2 separate regions of the Homo sapiens genome follow, and region 2 is linked to region 1. A link is an interaction called in ENCODE POLR2A ChIA-PET data of the cell type or tissue named here. Cell type or tissue: MCF 10A. All regions are shown on one strand.

Region 1 (2,500 bases):
TGTTCTTTTAACTTCTAAGAATTATGAATACAGTATTTTTCAAGTGACCTGAATTTTTGTTGAGGTTCAGTCTTACAAAGAAATACTTACCATTTCAACTTCTCTTGTGGTATGTGCCAAATTTTGGGCAGGTTAGTGGCTAGGTTTTGATGCCATTAACATAGAGCTTTAAAGAATATCAGATGTTTAGTTCTGATTCTTGAAATCTTGTTTGATTCTTGAGATCAGTTCAGGTTCTTACTTGCTTAGGGCCAATCTGAATCATTCATTATATTCATCTGCCATTTTTCTCATTAATATGTTACATAGATCTGTTTGGTTATTTCTTAATGTAATTGTTTATTTTGCTTCTTGAATGAATTTTATAAAAAATAAGGTCATTTGAAGATAAGATATTAGAGCTAAGCTTCCTTGTCTATACAACTCATACACGGCCAGCTTTGCACAATGAAATGGTGAACGTTTAACAAAAGTATATTGGATGGGCATGTGTCTACATGCTGAAAAGAAAAGCTGTTATGGACCATAACTTTTATACAAACTGATCAGCTGCCATCTGTGTACAAAGCACTGTGATCAGCAGAGACCTGTTTGTGCCACTGTGTAGACTGATAGCAGCAGATTAATTTAGCTGAGCTGTTCTCTAGCAGTTTGGTCACGAGGACATAGACACTACCAAAGTGTAGTCATCACACCACTGATCTTTGCTGGTTTAGATTGTGGCAAGAGAGAAAAACTGCTTGCTCTCTTCACCCCAATACAGCTGAGGTAAGAGCCACCTTTTTTTTCTCTTGAAGGGAAAAATGACAGCAAAAGCAGCCTCTTTTACCTTTTCCCATGCTGTTTTGATTTAAATTTATTCTAGTATTTTCCATGGTAATCCCTCAGGCCAGGTATACAGTTCAGCATCTCTTTGGCGGAGAGCAACTAGTTTGTAGTACAGCTTGGGTAAATTTTAATAACAAAATTGTATTGCCAGCACAAAGCATTTGACCTTGAAGACTCAGAGGAGAGCAGACATTGCAGATTTCCCTACTTGCCCTCGACTTACAAGAGAGTAGATAATGAATTAATAGAAATTGATAAAGAGTGTCTGTCAGGCAGCCGCTGAGGTCATGAGGCTGGTATGCGAAAAGAGTGCCCATACAACATGCGAAACACATAGCTGCAGCCAGGAGAGGTGGGTGGGTCATTGAAGCAGGAAATTAGCCGTCAGATGGAATGTTGGCCTCTGTACAAGCTACGCCGCGCGCGTGGACTCACTGGGAGAAAACACGGGGAAATGGGGAGTGCTCAGTGCTGCAGAGAAAAGAGCTCCTATAGAAGGTGACAGCACTGTTGGTGTTAGTGGTTCTTCAAAGATACTGAAGACAGTGCAGGTTAGAATTTTTTTTAAAGGAATTAAAATGTTAGTAGCTTAAGTATCGAATGTTTAGTGCTTGTTAAATAGACAACAAACTACTGAGGAATGAACGGGGGAATAGCACAGCTATAAGGCCTTCGTATTGTATAATAATTTTTATCTTGTACTCTATTTTTATAAGCAGAGATGAAATGTTGAGATTCACTGTGCAGAGGAGCAAACTTCTGTTAATTTTATGTGGGGTGATGATTGTTAGAATGTTTGTAAGTGAGCCTTGAAGGAAATTTAGAGATATATAGTGTGTATTCAGTTTTCCCAATACTTCTGAAATAGAAGCCGGTTAAAGTCCATGCTTTAGAAGCAGTTCGCAATTTACACACACACATGTAAATTATATATGTACTTGGTGTATGTGTGTGTGTGATTTTTAACATAGCTGTTACTTTTTTGCTTCTTAAACTAATGAGTCAACTTATTAAGAAAAGATTACATGTATTTTATGGAAAGTCAATCCACTTTCCTTTTATACTTATATTAAAATTTATTCTTATATATGTTACTAATTTTTGAGAATGGAATTGATGGCATCAGCAGTTACTTGTTAGCTTTTCCTCCCTAATTTAATTGCCACTCTGCTGTCTGAAGACAATGTTATGTGATTGTTTTTTTGTAAGTCCTAAACAAATCAATTGGTTTTGATTTAGGAACATCAGTCCAGTCAGTTACTTAGATTTTTTTAAGGAAGAAAATAAAATGTAGTAACTGCCTATCATTTTCTGGAAACAGGGGTGTGAAAAAATTGATGTATTGGAGTATTATGTTTTTAATCATTTTGTAAATTAGGATTGCCCACCAGTATATCTGCTTGACTCCTGTGTATTCCCTTGCTGGGTGTAGGCTGACTTGAATAAGTTTACATTCCGATACTGAGAATTGCATTCCACTGGGTAGTTCTGACGTACAAGAAGAATGTGGAGGCCCATACAAAGGGCAAGATTAGGGACACTGATAGAAGAGGCTTCTATGCTCTGTGACTGCCTTTCGTGGAAAGCTCACACTGGCAGAAAGTGCTCTTGACCCAACTTGGGAGAGGAGAATGTGGTCACAGAAACTTCGGACAATTTGGCCTTACAACAC
Region 2 (2,500 bases), 210 kb after region 1:
AACAAATAATATAACCATTTCGATCACTTATCTGACACCTATATAATATGCTTCACTGAGCTGTTTCTGTTTTGTACCTTAAGCACTGACATTTCATTATTTCAGAATCTTTTTCTTTATACATTAAAAGGCTGAATCAATTTCAGAGCCTTGAAGCCAAAGAGGTTTGAGGACCCTTGAAAGTACAGTACCTTTTCTGGAGTATTAAGTATCAATAACAACAGGGATTTTCTTCATCTACGGTTGGATATATTATTCACCAGTGTCAGAAAATAGAGTCTCCTCAATCAGGAAGAGTTTCTGGTTATTTCAAGAATTATAGATTACTATGTACTTACAGGCATCACTTTACCCACAGTATCTGACTCAAATTCAAATGAAAAAATTCACTGTACAGTGAATTCACTTCTGATGATTTGTGTTTTATAAAAAAGGGAAAAATAATAAATTCAAACATCCAGAACTCTGTCATAAATTACTAAGGTAGTTCTGGCTCTAGGAATTTTTGGTTTGGGCACTTTCCAAAGTAAGTGAAAATATAATTATCAATAAAATCCAAGAAATTTGTGGTTGGAACATAAGAGAAGCTACCTACTCTTATCGGGAGGTTGTGTTTCTAGCAAGTAGAGTGTCTGGCAAATTTTCATCTGGCAAGATTAAGGTCTATTAGGAAATAGAGAATATGGTAGAAACAACTAAAATAACATAAAATAATAGGCTTTAAAAATTCACAATAAATGAAAAGTCAAGAAAGAACCCATTTTATTAATATAGCAGTCTGCTCCAGAATCATCCTCTTTAATTGATCAAGAAACATTGATATTGGCTTAATGATCTGCTGAGGCCGTAGGTTTTGTTTCATATGAAATGCGCTTCCTTTACAGTGTTCTGGGCCAGTCCCTGCTAGCTTAAAATGTAATGACTCGTGCTCTTGCATTCTTGTTTTGTTCTTGCAAGTCTTGCAAAATGCTAAACTCACAAATGATTGTGGTGCTCAAGGGCATGTTTTCTAGTGGTATATTGAGAGAGTTAAATGTAATCAGGTCTTCCTGCACTCCTTCTCAGACCTGCCCCCCTGTTCCACAGGAGAAGCAGGGAGGGGAAGTTAGGAAACAGTGTATACTGAGGAGGAGCTTTAAAAATGTAGAGTGATGATATGGTTTGGCTGTGTCTCCACCCAAATTTCACCTTGAATTGTAATAATCTCCACATGTGAAGGGCAGGGCCAGGTGTAGGTAATTGAATCATGGAGGCGGTTTCCCCCATACTGTTCTTGTGGTAGTGATTAAGTCTCACGAGAGCTGATGGCTTTATATATGGGAGTTTGCCTGCACAAGCTCTTTTGCCTGCGGCCACCTAAGACGTAACTTTGCTCCTTATTCGCTTTCCGCCATGATTGTGAGGCCTCCCCCACCATGTGGAACTGTGAGTCTATTAAACCTCTTTCCTTTACCCTTTACAAATTACCCAGTCTTTCGTATGTCTTAAGCAGCGTGAGAACAGACTAATACAAGTGACAACGTAAAACCAATGACCTCAAAACCATTGCTAGAAAGAGATTTACAATATTTACAAGTCTCTCTTTCTACTCTTCAAAAGAATCATGAATGTGACATTTGCGGTTTATTATATAGTAATAGCCCCTTACTTGTCTATTACCCCTTTTCAAGTAACCTTTTTTTTTTCCGTAATTTTTACAATCTTCTTAGGGATAAAATCAGAAAGTTAATTTATTTGTGTTTCCCATAGTTAGTTGGAATTTATGCAGTGGAAGAAATTTACCCAGTGAATGAAATTCAGAACAAGTCTCATGACTTCTCTGCTTACATGGAGGTAATAAAAGTTTTTTGTGGTCAGTAATTAAAATGCTCAGTGCCACAAATAGTCAAAACTCCAATTCTGATTTACATTGAACAAGTTCTTCCTGCTGGGGAAAGGGGATGTGGTCAGGTGAGAGGGAGAGAGGAAGGTCTAGATTCTGATCTAGTGTTGGTTTCCGCTGGTTTTGGCCCATGTTAAAGCTGATTTTTTTTTCTCATAGTTTCTTTCTTGGGACCTTCAGAGGCCCTCCCCAACTGCATCCCTTGGGAATCTCACCAGCAATTTCAGTGACCCAGACTAATGGCTCTTTGTGGCAGCCAGTCACTTCCTGGTAAATATTTTCATTTTCTTTGCTCAGTGTCTTTTTTGGAGGGCGTGCCATGCGATACTGCCTCTCCTTCACTTGAGCAATTTCTGTATTTTCCAAGTCAGATATTGAATCACCCAGTATTCTAAATGACACCAATTTGCTTTTAAATCCCTCTCTACCTGAGGTGAAAGTGGGCATTCTTAGGGTAACCAGCCAGTCTGGTTTGCCTAGGATTGTTCTGTTTTTTTATTTTAAATTTTTTTTATTTTTACACCCCTCTCAGCTCATACCTAATGCCTGCGATTTTTCTAGTTACAGTACTGAAACCCCTGCGTCCCTGGAAACTTCTCCCTGGGATGCAAAAAATCC

Evidence for each region. ChIA-PET counts read pairs that join two places held together with the same protein. Peaks named below come from ENCODE experiments on the same cell type or tissue, not always from the same donor. Only the 100,000 strongest peaks of a DNase experiment are listed, where the experiment ranks them.
Region 2: POLR2A ChIA-PET joins it to region 1 with 14 read pairs; 4 of 35 experiments call an interaction of 5 or more read pairs at or near these places.

Annotation. Positions count from the first base shown.
Region 1 is chr4:159,226,979-159,229,478 of GRCh38, forward strand. All of the region lies in intron 4 of RAPGEF2 (Rap guanine nucleotide exchange factor 2), which reads left to right. Among named protein-coding and RNA genes, the nearest start is that of MIR3688-1, 99 kb to the left of the region's middle. In MCF 10A, no CTCF peak of the experiment used is centred here; a DNase peak (open chromatin) is centred at 1,193.
Region 2 is chr4:159,433,748-159,436,247 of GRCh38, forward strand. No RefSeq gene overlaps it. Among named protein-coding and RNA genes, the nearest start is that of MIR3688-1, 310 kb to the left of the region's middle. In MCF 10A, no CTCF peak of the experiment used is centred here; no DNase peak of the experiment used is centred here.